3 separate regions of the Homo sapiens genome follow, and regions 2 and 3 are each linked to region 1. A link is a contact called in ENCODE Hi-C or POLR2A ChIA-PET data. All regions are on one chromosome and are shown on one strand. Each heading gives the region's core, a stretch centred on a gene start or an enhancer-like site at or near the end of the contact. The rest is flanking DNA. Distances are from core to core; before and after follow the strand shown. Region 1 overlaps LINC02762 (long intergenic non-protein coding RNA 2762). Region 2 overlaps ALG9 (ALG9 alpha-1,2-mannosyltransferase). Region 3 overlaps DIXDC1 (DIX domain containing 1).

Region 1 (4,562 bases), core at 1,434-3,933:
GCCCAACACCTGGGACAGTCACAGGTATCACACATAGTAGATGCTCACTTTTCCTTCTAAGAGGTTGCTGTCATTGTGGATAAAATTCCATGTTTTCTGCATTTGATTTGAGAATACAGGAATGGAACTTTTCTCTAAGAAAGAAAAACAAAAAAAACTAAGTTTGGTCACTTTTTACTCCTGTGGGGTCTTCAAAAGACTTGTGTAGCAGACAGAACATGGGCTTTGGAGTCATTCAGACTGGGTGTGAATTCCAGCTCTGCTCCTCCTTCACCATGTGACTTGGGCAAGTGATATACTGGCTCCCCTTGTAACCAACATGGTCACTTGAATTACAGGTGAATAGCATTTCCTGATTACAAATATGCAATTTGTGCAGCCCAAAGCAGCAGCTGCAGCTGAACCTCAGTGCCTAGTTTTCTTAGCTGTAAAATGAAAGTAGTAATAGTTACAACACAGCTTTCATGCAAAAATATGAACAATGTAAGTAAAATAGTTAGCATAGCCCCTAGCATATATAAATACTCAAGAAATGCTAATTTTCTCCCACTTTTACCCCCAAAGTTTTCTATATCCCCAAACCTATGCATCTGTGTCCTCTGAATGGAAGGCATGTGAGGGACTCCTATTGAGTGGCCACCTGAGATCTCTGCAGGACACTCGCAGATGCAAGGCAGGCTGAGATGGATGTGGTGTGCAGCTTGATCCTGGTAAGGCAGCTACTAACAGCGGTGCAAGTTTTGCATTGCACAACACTGTTGGGCTCCTTTCACATCATGGTCATCACAGGTTTTTCTAGTTCCTACAGCAGTTTTCTAGAAGATGTCAGTGGGGTGTGTGAAAGAAATGGTACCATTTTCCAAATTCAACCAAATTTGCCCTGTTAACCAGCTGTAGGCTGCCATCCCCACTCCCTAGTTCCTCTGCCTTAATATGACATTGGACCTCATCACCCAACCAACCTGTCCACAAAGTAAGTCCTGATGACGCCCCTCTCAGGGGCACACAAGCCATTCTTTGTGCCTCTCCTTGAAACTGATCATACAATGAAAATGAGAAACACAGCAGGACAAATGGAGAAGATGAATCCCACCACAAGATGTCCTGAAACTTCCATGCTGTTGGGAGCTCCTAGCCCCCTTCAATGCAGACCAAATCACCCAGCTCCCAGACAAGGGTTCCAACTCACAGCTGCTACATGTGAGCTCCCAGATGGGATAGCTCTATAATGTGCCGCACCTACATCCCCATTTAAAGGAAACCGCCTGCCCTCATCCCCTGCCACAGGTACTTCCCAGCAGGGCAGTTCTGTTTTATGGCACACTCTCCCCTGCCCAGCTAATTGCAACAGGAAGCAGACTCCCAAACAGCTCATTCATTGGCTGGCTAGAGACTTTTGAAGTGGCCCAGCACCTGAAAAAGGGGAAGGGTGTGTCAATTAGATTTCTATCTCAGAAAGCAAAACTGGAAAATGTCAAGAAAATCAGTCCGTTGGTGGCGGGAGCCAAGGCTGAAATGTCCTGGAGTGCAGCAAGTGGAGAGAGGCTGAAGGGACCACAGTGAGTGAGGGGTAAACCAAAGTTATGAATCAGCAGAAGCTGTGGCGCAGGGAAGAGGCAGGTGCAGAAAACAAGGCAAGGGAGCTGCCAGTGGCGAGCGGAGAATGGAGGACCTGCTCACAGAAGCCAGGTCGCCTTACTGGGGGAGAGCCAGAGCAAAGATCCAGGACTCCTGCTGGAGTGTAACCTCAGATCCAAATGCAGGCTCTGTGGACATTCTTGCTCCCTTGTTGCTCCCTTCTCCTTCCAGCTACCTCCCCAACTTCACTTGTACTGGTGTGTGAAGGCATCTGGTTATTGCCGCTTAAAGAACCCGGCCGGGCACGGTGGCTCACACCTGTAATCCCAGCACTTTGGGAGGGCGAGGCGGGCAGATCGCTTGAGTTCAGGAGTTCCAGACCAGCCTGGGCAACATGGCGAAACCCTATCTCTACAAAAAATGCAAAACAATTACCCAGGTGTGGTGGCACATGCCTGTAGTCCCAGCTATTTTGGGGGCTGAGGTGGGATGATCGCTGGATCCCAGGAGGTCAAGGCTGCAATGAGCCAAGATCATACCACTGCACTCCAGCCTGGATGACAAAGTGAGACCCTGTCTCAAAAAAAAAAAAAAAAAAAAACCACCTCAGTTCAACCATTAGCAAGTAGAGATGGACAGAGAAAGTCACACACACAAAAAAAGCCAATCAATAAGGAAACCACCTAAAAGAAGAACAATTATTTTACAGTTTCTGGGAATAATACTAATTAACATGTGTATAACCATTTGCAAATTTTGGCTTAGGATAATCATGAGAAACATAGAAATTGAATCTGAGTTCTGTCTCACCAGTCACCATTGCAGAATCAGTTCATTTTAGTCAGAAGGCCAGATAGGGGACTTTGCAATCTACAGCTCACCCTGTCACATCTCAGTGGATCTTTTTGAGGTGGGGGAAAAAAAAAAAAAAAAAAAACCTTGAGAAGCGAGGGCCAGGGGAAGGGAGGAAAGCATCTTGAAATAGACCATGGTGGCCACTAGAGGGAGATGCTACCTTGTGAAACATTTCACGGCCCGCTACTTCCAGGGAGAGTTCTCAGCTGAGACCAGAGAACGTGAAGGGACCTGCTCCCCTTCCTCCTCTTTTAGAGACGAGATGAGGCAGCATCCTCTCTGGAACCGAACGGGCTCTCCTCCGCGTTGGTGAAGACAAGGCCATGTTCTACAAAGTTCATGCATAACCCATCGTTCCTGCGGACCAAGGCAACAGGAATGGCCATCGTCTGGAGGGGCCGGCTGAAAGAGAGCCGGAAGAAGAAATGTCTAATGCTGCCCTCAAACATCTGAGAGAATACGGAGAAGGGCCACATTTGCTATGCGCGGCTTCAAATGGCGGAACTAGGACCCATGGCTGAGAGCTACAAGGAGAAACCACTCAGTACAAGAAGGGCTCCTTGGAAACACAGCTGACCAAATTGTGGAGTGGATCCAGCTGACACTGACCATTTTTGGGTGTGGCATAGATGGGCGACCACACTGTGTGGGCAGTTGGTCTCACCGCCTCTAAGACACCTTCCATCTCTGAGAACCTGCAGGAAGGAGAGAAGTGGCCTTGCGACCCCCACCCGCCCCGCCCACGCCGAGTGCTTCTTTGCCGCCCATCCTACCGCGTGCCACCAGGGGGCGCCGCTGCTCTGGAAGACGCCTTACCACTGAGGTTTCAGAGCCAATCCCTGAGAGCCAAGTGCCCACCCTCAACCAAAAGACCACCTGTTAGGTCGAGATAGCACAATGAATCTGGATTGGTTGCACCTCCGCTATTCCAAACACATTGCAATAGTACATAAAGTATAAAAAGAGAAAACCAAAAGATATAGTTCCTGCCCACTGCCGTGGCTCACACCTGTAATCCCAGTGCTTTGGGAAGCCAAGGTGGGAGGATTGCTTGAGGCCAGGAGTTTGAGATCAGCCTAGGCAACATAGCAAAGCCCCGTCTCTACAAAAAAAAAAAAAAAAAAAAAAAAATAGCCAGGTGTGGTGGCAAGCACCTGCAGTCCTAGCTATTTGGGAAGCTGAGGAGGGAGGATCGCTTGAGCCCAAGAGTTCAAGGTTACAGTAAGCTATGATTGTGCCAATGCACTCCAGCCTTGGGACAGAATGAGAACTTGTCTCTAAAAAAAAAAAAAAAGATATAGTTGAGCTGAAAAAAATATGTATGAATATCTCTTTGGATCAGAAAAGGAAGATAAACCCAAAGCAGTGAGCAAGGCTGAAGCTCCAGGACGGCTGCCCAGTGCTACCTGGGGTTACAAATTCCTGGGGAGCCATGGGCCCGGGGAGGGGAAGGACAAAGCCTCCCTTCCAGGAACTGAGACAAGCCACCCACTGTGCTGTCTCCAGTATCTGTTGTCACCAGCCACCTTCATGAGGCGTTTCTAGACCTGGGGTTCAGAGGGACAGGAGGAAGCAACTGCAAAACCTCTAGACAGGTGCAGTTGAACAATCAGAAGAGAAAGAAGAAAAAATCCAAAAGCCTCCCATTCCACATGAGCCTGCAAATCCAAAATTACAAAACACAGGAAGAACCTCATGCTAAGCCTAGCAGCCAGCAGCACCAACACTCTGAACATGAATCAATCCAGACAAAATTAGTATTCAGAAGCAGCATGACATACATGCATACATTGAAGCTGATAAGAGAAAAAGGAAGCATAATGCTGTCATCCACACAGGGTGAATGTCCAAATAGCACATGCCGCTGGCCTGCTGAGGAGCACCCCTTGGGGTCCACTCACAGAGAGGACCAGGAACACGTGTGCAGGTCCCCATGACCCTTTTCTCCTAGGTTAGCACTGTACTGCCTGGGAGGGGAAAAGAAGCAAAAGTTGCTTCCTGGGAGAGTCAGGAAGGGACATTCTACTGATGACACTAGTGGTTTGGGGCCTATCCGGGACTAAAGCAGCCCCTCTCTTGAGCCCCGTGTCCTCAAAGAGAGACTAGTAGATTGAAAAAGTACTGGTTCA
Region 2 (4,562 bases), core at 1,243-3,742, 440 kb after region 1:
GAGGCTGAGGCAGGAGAATCGTTTGAACCCAGGAGGCAGAGGTTGTAGTGAGCCAAGACCCTGCGCCGCTGCACTCCAGCTGAGCGACAAGAGCAAAACTCCATCTCAAAAAAAATCTCAGAAGAGAACAAGCCTATTTGAGTTTTCTATCTTTTAAAGAAGTGTATATTAACCTGATAGGTTGCTTAAGGTAATCCACGAGATAGTACTTCAAACGAAAGTATAAAATCTGAACCATACAGGGATTTCCCCAAATTTGATAGTGAAGTAAGGGAAGCTTTGGACTTCCTCAGAAGCATGATGCTTTTCTTTGTTCCTTTTTGTTTCTGTGTCTGCCTTATTGGAGAAAGTTTGGTTTGTCGTTTGCTTTGCTTGCTCTGATTCTGTAGTGCACAGCTGGTGTTTTCTCAAGTTGTCGTGGCTCTGGATATCTAGTGCCTCTCATTTCTTTTATGGAAGACAGATTTGAACAGAAATTCATATGAGGTTTGGAAAAAGATTTAATTTCAGACTTTGCAGTCTGATTTGGATGCCATATGATCAGTTCCCCCATCCCACCTCCATTCTGCTTTTCTACTATTAATGGTTTATAATGAGTTCGTTGTATTATAAGAATATTAGAGCAGCCTTCAGAGTCACTTTTCTTTGGTGTTAGGACTTTTGTTTCAACGTAGCCATAATGCCATTATCCTAATAAAATTATCAGTAATTTCTTAATATCATCTAATACCCATTGATTTCCTAGATTGTCTGAAAAATAGCCTTTTATAGTTAGTTTAAAGCAGAATCTCAACAAGGGTCACGTACTGAATTTAGTGTTATATTTCTTAAGCTTTTTAAGAAGACCCCCATCTTACTTTTTTTCTTTCGAAGATTTCTTTAAAGAAACCAGGCCATCATCTTGCATAATGTCCCACATTTTAGACTCAGCTGTTTGCTCCCTTGAGGTGTTAACTTATTCCTCTATCCCTTCTATTTCTTAAGGATCACTTTTTCTTTTTTTGAAAATAGCTATTTTTCTGACTATAAAAATAATTTATGATAGCTGGGAGCAGTGGCACGTGCATATAGTTCCAGCTGCCCGGGAGGCTACGGTGGGAGGATTGCTTGAGCCCAGGAGTTCGAGACCACTCTGGGCAACATAGTGAGACCTGTGTCTCTGTTTTTAAAAACAACAATAATAATTATTTATGCTTGTGGAAAATTTGGAAATGCTTGTAACGTCAGTAAAAAAACAGGATATTAAGCTGTTCTCTACAGTATGATAAAATTTTAAGTATAAAATATTGGTTTAAAATGCATAATGTATGCACATATCTACCTAGTAAGAAAACATTTTCTGTTTTTTTCTTTATATTTTTATGTGATTTTAGAATAGAACCAATACTTTTTTAAGAGAAAAAAGACCAGGCACAGTGGCTCATGCCTATAATCCCAGTATTTTGGGAGCACGAGGTGGGAGGATTGCTTGAACCCAGGAGTTCAAGACCAGCCTGGGTGAGATAGCAAGACCCTGTCACTACGAAAAAAATTAAAAAATTAACCGGGCATGGCGATGCACACCTGTAGTCCCAGCTACTTGGGAGGCTGAGGTGGGAGGATTGCTTAAGCCTAGGAGGTCAAGGCTACAGTGAGCCATGGTTGTGCCACTATGCTCCAGCCTGGGTGACAGAGCGAGACCCTGTCTCAAGAGAAAAAAAAAGTCCCCCAAACCATAGAAAATTATTAAGAAGCAGGAAAGAAATTACTCTTGATTTCATCATATCTAGCTGTGGTTGTGATTTTGTATATTTTATGGAGGACATTTCAAAATTTTTTGCCTTATTAAAAAAAGATTACTCGTTAGCCTTTAAGGTACAGAAGAGAAAAGGACTGTTTACTTGTGGACAATAAGTGGATTTATTTTCTTCTAATTAAAAAACCCCACCTTAGGCCAGGCACAGTGGCTCACGCCTGTAATCCCAGCACTTTGAGAGGCCGAGGCGGGTGGATCACCTGAGGTCAGAAGTTCAAGACCAGCATGACCAACACTGTGAAACCCCATCTCCACTAAAAATACAACAGTTAGCCTGGTGTGTTGATGCATGCCTGTAATCCCAGCTACTAAGGAGGCTGAGGCAGGAGAATCATTCGAACCTGGGAGGTAGAGGTTGCAGTGAGCCGAGATTGTGCCACTGCACTTCAGCTTGGGTGACAGAGAGAGACTCCGTCTCAGAAAACAAAAAACAAAAAACCTCCCCCTTAAAATATACTACCTAGAAAGGTATATATTCTAAATTATTATCTAAAATCCCATAATGTCTTAGAGCAAAAGTTGAAACAAAATCTTGTTATTGTAGTTCAAGAATTTTTATCCTTAAAGAATTTCTACAGTGAAAGTGATAGCCTAGGAATGCTAAATTAGGCATAGCTAAAGTGGATCTTGACGATAATCCTGATCTTGTAAACTGGCTTACTGTTAACATGGTGGACACCAGGGGGCGCTGTCTATCTACCATTTGCCCGCATTTGCGTTGCTCATTATCACTCCTGTAAACGCAGTAGGAGATGCCTTCACTGTGGGTTGCAGGCTTATCTCTCATTTCTCATGTACCTAACCACGGGAACTTTCCAGCAGGTTCTTGGGTTTTAGTGTTCATTACATTCCTTTAATTCTTTCACATGCTTTAAGTACATTTTTGTTCCAATTTGGGGATCCGGAGTGGATGAGTATTGCAAAATGGAGAGAAAACAATCACTGAACTTCCTTTAAGAGCATTTTTATGTTTGCCTTGAAACAAACTCCGTCATTTGTGGCTTGATGAAAACCAGTAATGAATTTGAGAATCCAACAATTTTGTTTTCCTTTGATCCATGGCTATTTGAACAGACTGATTGGTGTATAGATAAGAGACACCAATTAAACAGAACATTGGAATTAAAACCCCAGAAATGAATTTATGTTATGCTTTTGGTTAAACTCAGGAACTTTTCGTCTTAGTGGCAGGACTCATTAAAGGAGACGGCTTATTTTTCCTTCATCTAACGTAGAATTTATTAAGTTCTATTAGCCATTAACTTGACATTTATATGTGTCCTAACCAAATCTAGTATTGTGCTTGTTGTTAGAGTTTAGATCTCTTGGGAGAGCTAAGGAGTATATTCTTCTCTCCTTTTGATGCCTTTATGGCATTGGAGAAAGTGTGAATACAAGAGTAGAAACATTCTATGGAGTGTCCTAGGGCATACTCCTAAATTTGAGATCAAGATAACACTAAAACTAAATATGTTGTTTTGTTCTAATATAATGAAAGATGGGTATTTTTCTGTGTCTTGCAGTTCAGAATTTAGGCCACCCGTATTGGCTTACCTTGGCTCCAATGTATATTTGGTTTATAATTTTCTTCATCCAGCCTCACAAAGAGGAGAGATTTCTTTTCCCTGTGTATCCACTTATATGTCTCTGTGGCGCTGTGGCTCTCTCTGCACTTCAGGTGAGTTTCAGGGAGAAGTGTATCTGCCTCATTCTTTTTTACTTATTAAATAATTGCTCACAAACTTAAGTGCAAATTACAGAATGCTTCCACCTAAGATATTTTATCCATAACATTAAACCTGATATAGATCATATTATTAAACCTTCTTATATTGATTGCTTAGCTGTTTACCATACTTGTATTTGCTGATTACATGTTTGCAGTGTTAATTTGTGTGTTACTTTGCCTCTGTTACCAACAGGAATCCAATTGCAGAATTCCATTCTGTGGCAGAAGTAATGGAATGTCTGCTCTTTGAACTGCTAGATCATAACAAAACTTGCTCAAGAGTTTGGGATCACAGCAGGCAGTTCACAGTATGGGGCACTTTGTAATCCTGGTTGAAAACCTGCCCAGGTCAATTCTCTGGCAGAGCTCATCTTAACTCTGTTTGAATATCTCTGTACTTACGGCTTCAGTAGCCTCAGAACCCTGTATTGCCCTCTGCTACCATTTGCAGTTGGCAGAAAAAAAATAATTAGGATGATAGGTTTTTTTCTTAACAGGTTTTTTGAGATATAATTCACAAACCATACAGTTTACCTATTTAAAGGGTATGATTCAGTGGTTTTTAGTCTATTCACAGATGTGTGCAGTTGTCACCACAGTCAGTTTTAGATCAAAAACCCTGTACCCTTTAGCTATTGTTCCCCCATTCCCTTTCTCATCTCTCACCAGCCCTAAGTAACCATTAATCTACTTTCTGTTCTTATAGATTTGCCTATTCTGAACATTTCCTATACATGGAAACATATGATATGTGGTCTTTTGTGACTGGCTTTTCTTAACATAATGTTTTCAAGGTTCATCAATATTAGGTGATAGTTTTAAAAAATAATTTTAATTATAAAAGTAATTGAACTTTATTGCAGATAATTTAGGAAGTAGTAAAAGAAAAATTAGTCACATTAACCTAACAAAAACTCCTCCCAGCATTTTTGTATATCATATACCAAGGTTTGTTATAGTTGTAATAATAAGTATACATGTAACTTTATATCCCCCCCCCCCTTTTTTTTTTTTTGAGACGGAATCTTGCTCTGTCGC
Region 3 (4,562 bases), core at 828-3,327, 280 kb after region 1:
GAGAGAGATATCTAGTTTACATTTAAAAATATAGTACTAGGCCAGGCGCGGTGGCTCACGCCTGTAATCCCAGCACTTTGGGAGGCCGGGGTGGGTGGATTGCCTGAGCTCAAGAGTTCAAGACCAGCCTGGGCAACACAGTGAAACCCTGTCTCTACTAAAATACAAAAAATTAGCCGGGCGTGGTGGCGGGCGCCTGTAATCAGGAGGCTGAGGCAGGAGAATCACTTGAACCCTGGAGGCAGAGCTTGCAGTGAGTCGAGATCACGCCATTGCACTCCAGCCTGGGCAACAGAGCGAGACTCTGTCTCAAAGTAAATAAAAATAAAAATAAAAAATAGTACTGAAGCTCAGAAAATAACTGAGATTTGAGATAAAACATAAAAATTATCGGCACACAAGTGTAGTTAAAGCCAGGGGAGTGGAAGAGGTCACCTGACGCCAAAGACAATATGAAAAGGCTTAGGTTTAGGCTTCAATTGGATGGAATCCCAGGACACATCAACATTCAAGAATTAGAGCAGAATAAAAGGAGATTCAAGAGGGACTAGAAGGAAAACTCAGGTATTTACTTCACTACCTGCAAGTGCCAAGTCTAACCTCTTCATCTCTATATCTCCAGCATCTAACATTGATGGTGAATAATGGATGCTTAGTAAATATGTTAAATGAATATCTGAATGACACTGAAACTGAAGAAGAAGAAAGTTTCCAGGAGACTTTTAGAGAATAGTAAATGCTTTTGAAAAGACAATGAAAGATAAGGTTTAAAAAGTAACCACTTGATTAGGCGACAAGAAAGTCAACAGAGACCCAACAAGAAGAACACTAAGCAAAGTAACAGATAAAAGACTGTAGTGGGCTGAGTAGTGAACAGGAAGTGAGGAAGAAAAGAGAGCAAATATAGACTCTTCTTTTAAGAATTTTGATGTACAGGAGTAAGAGAAATAAGTCAGTAGCTAGAGAGCTGGCAGAAGTTACACAGATTTTTGTATTTTCAGATAAGAGATATTTCAGCTTATTTGTGAATACAGTTATCACTGGAAGCATTAGATTAACATCTTAGTTTTCAAGCAGCTATAGATTTATTTGTAGTACTTTAAATAAATACTATATATGCACAAAGTAATTTTTTGGGGGGGAATTTATTGTACTTAAAAAAGAAATTTCTAAGTATTTACACCTATTTATATTGGCAGTTTACACTAATCTGAAGAAATCAATGAATAAAATAATAATAATAATCCTCTACAAACAATAGAAATGACTATTTTGAAACACTGCTAGAAAAGGAAACTGAAACTAATTCTGGTAATAAAATAATTCATTGCCAACATGGCGAAACCCCATCTCTACTAAAAATACAAAAATTAGCCAGGCGTGGTAGTGCACGTCTGTAATCCCAGCTACTGGGGAGCCTGAGGCAGAAGAATTGCTTGAACCCGGGAGACAGAGGTTGCAGTGAACAGAGATTGCGCCACTGCACTCCAGCCTGGGCAACAAGAGTGAAACTCCATCCCCCGCCGCTAAAAAAAAAAAATTTGTTTCATTCCCAGCATAGATAACCTCATCCAAGAGGAAAAGATATCTGGGATCAGAGGTTTGAAATGCTATTTTATTTACTCCACAAAAAAATTTTACATTTCATATTTTTGCAAGTATTTTCAGATTTTTACTTTAGGTTTCTTAATGTGCTTTTAAAAATTTATATGTAACATACAAAACTGTTTCTAGTCAGCTTTTTACTATTTGGTTTTTATAAATTATTAGATACCTTTTGATTAGGCCTGATTAAAAGATAAGAAAACATGAACATTACTAAGCCACAAAAGGCAAAATACAAACTAAAATAGAAATTACCAGGCAGGGTAGCTTTCCAACAAGTTTGAACAAATGGGAAAAAATATAGAGTGGGCACGGAGCAGGTTAAAATACACTTCCTAGCCATGGCCATTAGATGGTGCAAACATTTTGCAGGACTTAAACTAAACGCCTTAAGCACTCAAAGTTTTTATTTTATTTTGAGATGGAGTCTTACTCTGTCACCCACGCTGGAGTGCAATGGCGCAATCTGGGTTCACCACAACCTCCACCTCCTGGGTTCAAGTGATTCTCTTGCCTCAGCCTCATGAGTAGCTGGGATTACAGGCGTGTGCCACCACACCTGGCTAATTTTTGTATTTTTAATAGAGATGGGGTTCACCATGTTGGCCAGGCTGGTCTTGAACTCCTGACCTCAGGTGATCCACCCACCTCAGCCTCCCAAAGTGCTGGGATTACAGGCGTGAGCCACCGCGCCCGGCCTGAGCACTCAAAGTTTTAAGAATATCTCCAAAGAAATTAAACGCCTTGCTTCAAGGAAGAAGTGGAAATTTTTTTTGTGCTGTTTGGGAGTGTAGAAAAATTTACGTATGTATGTGTTTTTGTTGTTTTATATTTTGCTTTTTCAGCATAAATCTTTTGAGCTTCTGTGTTCTTCAAAGATATTTTAGCCTCTCTGAGTCAACAGCATCCTGCCTGCACGTGGCTAAATGGCACTGGGGGTGGTGATGGCATATGTCTTCATAGTCTTAGAACTAACTCAATTGCAGTATTGCTACAGAAACAAAATAGTATAAAAGTGAAGTACTACAAGAAAAATTACATCCCCAAAATGTAGTGTGAAAAATACTAAATTTCTGGTCTAATATGCTAGGAGTCCCTACTGAGCAAAAATGGGTACTTACTTGAGTTAGGGGGCCAGGACTCCCGGTATTCACTACCTACTTGAGTTCTGGGTGACTTGACCCGAACCTGGGGAGCCACACAAAAATCACAAGAGTTATGATCAATGAGAGAACTTAACCAAGAAATTTAAATCATAAAAGTGTGCTTAAAATACTACATACTTTTCTACCATCTCTTCCACAACATATAAAATCTAATATATTTATCCTAACAATAATAATATATATGAAAGGCTTTCTGGTTTCCAGTGCATTTTCCGTATATTTTCTCATCCAAGGCCAAGCTCAATCAGGGGTAGGTGGGAGGGGAAGAAGCGTAAAGGGAGACCCTGTGGGGTCAAGAGCCACAATCTTTACACAGCTACAGTTGCTGGGAGCAAGTATGACCATGAACTTCTTCTCTGGATTGTCATACCATGATGAATAGTCAGTTCCACTGAGAGAAAAAACAATAGAGAAAAACAACTCTAACCTTTAACAGGGTCTTGTATCTCTTCACACTGCCTTCATCTCAATTAAAATTCTTAAAACCCAGCTTTCTCAGGAGCTTGCCTAAGAGAGATACCACAGCAAGAGGGTTACCTTTCTTTCTTGTTTCTTCTGCGTCTCCATAACATGCAGGCGCTCCATGAGGCTAGAAATGCCCTGCTCCAAGCTGTCAATAGTGTGGTGCTGAGGATCGTGGCCACTGAAGCTGTTGCGCAGGCTGCGGAGAGCATCTCGAACAAGCTGCAGGTCGCTGGTCTGTGGGCAAAAATAAGGTGTTGCTGGCATGGCACGGTGCCACTTCCCAACCACTGGGCTTAAAAGGATATAGGAGAGAAGTTTCCAGAAGATTTTTCCCCCACAGAAGCAGGCCTATGGTTTGCCCACTAATTCTTAATTTTGGATAGCAAGTGCCTCACATCTTTACACACTCCACAGATCCAGGAATTAGGGAACTGGAATATAAAAGGCCTCATCCACTGGCCATGGCTTTGGCACTCTTCTGGTTTCAGTGAGAAGTGGCAGGACTCCATCAAAACTCCAGGTACGTACCCCTCTGTTGCTGACTGAAGTAGCTCCTTTTCCTGCCGTTGGAAGGAGAAAACCATTGCTTTGAGAGTTGTGACTGTTGTAGTTGGTCGCCTACAGCAGCATGAAGAAATGTTGCTTGTTAAAGGGAGAATTGTAAACCAGATGTGCTATCTTATTTTTCTTCTTTACATTTATCACTTCCTGATGAAGTATATAATTGTCTGTTTAATGGCTCTCTTTATTAGAATGTATCTTTCTTAAGTATAGATTTTTTTTCCCCTTTTGGTCACTGCTGTATGCCCAGCACTTGACACTTAGTACGCATTGTTGGATGTGAATAAAGGAAATGCTAACCTCCACCTGGAGGCCCCAACCTAGCCTCTGCCACAGCACTGGAGAGCCTCAGAATGCTGCTCCAGCACTGCCTGGCTTTGCTTCAGTAATTTAAAAATAATGGTGAATATATATATATACACACACACATATATATATATTCATACATATATATACACATACATATACATACATACATATACATACATAATATACACATACATACATACATATACATATATACATACATATACATATACACACATATACATATATATGTATGGTTATATATGTATGTATATATGTGTGTGTATATATATGTATATATGTGTATATGTGTGTATGTATATATATGTGTGAGTGTATATATATGTATGTATGAATATATATATATATGTATGTTTTGTTTTGTTTTGTTTTTTGATCTGTCACCCAGGCTGGAGTGCAGTGGCATGATCTCAGCTCATGGCAACCTCTACCCACCGG

What was found. Hi-C counts contacts between places; a loop is a spot of excess contacts on that map. ChIA-PET counts read pairs that join two places held with the same protein, here RNA polymerase II (POLR2A). Pooled maps may share reads with other maps.
Region 2: a loop to region 1 is called in a pooled map, with 5 times the contacts of the local background. The contact joins two enhancer-like sites. A Hi-C loop is called at or near these places in 5 of 50 pooled maps. POLR2A ChIA-PET finds 5 or more read pairs at or near these places in 3 of 52 experiments (HEK293, HepG2 and activated CD4-positive, alpha-beta T cell).
Region 3: a pooled map shows a loop between it and region 1 (4-fold over the local background). The contact joins two enhancer-like sites. A Hi-C loop is called at or near these places in 1 of 37 single-sample maps with no recorded cell type and 5 of 50 pooled maps. POLR2A ChIA-PET finds 5 or more read pairs at or near these places in 2 of 52 experiments (Panc1 and endothelial cell of umbilical vein).

What each region holds. Positions count from the first base shown.
Region 1 is chr11:112,278,757-112,283,318 of GRCh38, reverse strand. All of the region lies in intron 1 of LINC02762 (long intergenic non-protein coding RNA 2762), which reads right to left. Among named protein-coding and RNA genes, the nearest start is that of LINC02762, 10 kb to the right of the region's middle. RefSeq lists an enhancer at 2,888-2,977. Within about 2 kb of position 2,683, at least 9 of the 41 ENCODE cell types and tissues checked have a DNase peak (open chromatin) inside an H3K27ac peak, as active enhancers do.
Region 2 is chr11:111,839,566-111,844,127 of GRCh38, reverse strand. ALG9 (ALG9 alpha-1,2-mannosyltransferase) reads left to right here. Exons shown (of 15, transcript NM_024740.2): 10 at 3,319-3,473. Among named protein-coding and RNA genes, the nearest start is that of ALG9, 30 kb to the left of the region's middle. Within about 2 kb of position 2,492, at least 7 of the 41 ENCODE cell types and tissues checked have a DNase peak (open chromatin) inside an H3K27ac peak, as active enhancers do.
Region 3 is chr11:111,994,311-111,998,872 of GRCh38, reverse strand. DIXDC1 (DIX domain containing 1) reads right to left here. Exons shown (of 20, transcript NM_001037954.4): 15 at 3,765-3,854; 16 at 3,309-3,470; 17 at 2,727-2,793. Among named protein-coding and RNA genes, the nearest start is that of DLAT, 29 kb to the left of the region's middle. Within about 2 kb of position 2,077, at least 3 of the 41 ENCODE cell types and tissues checked have a DNase peak (open chromatin) inside an H3K27ac peak, as active enhancers do.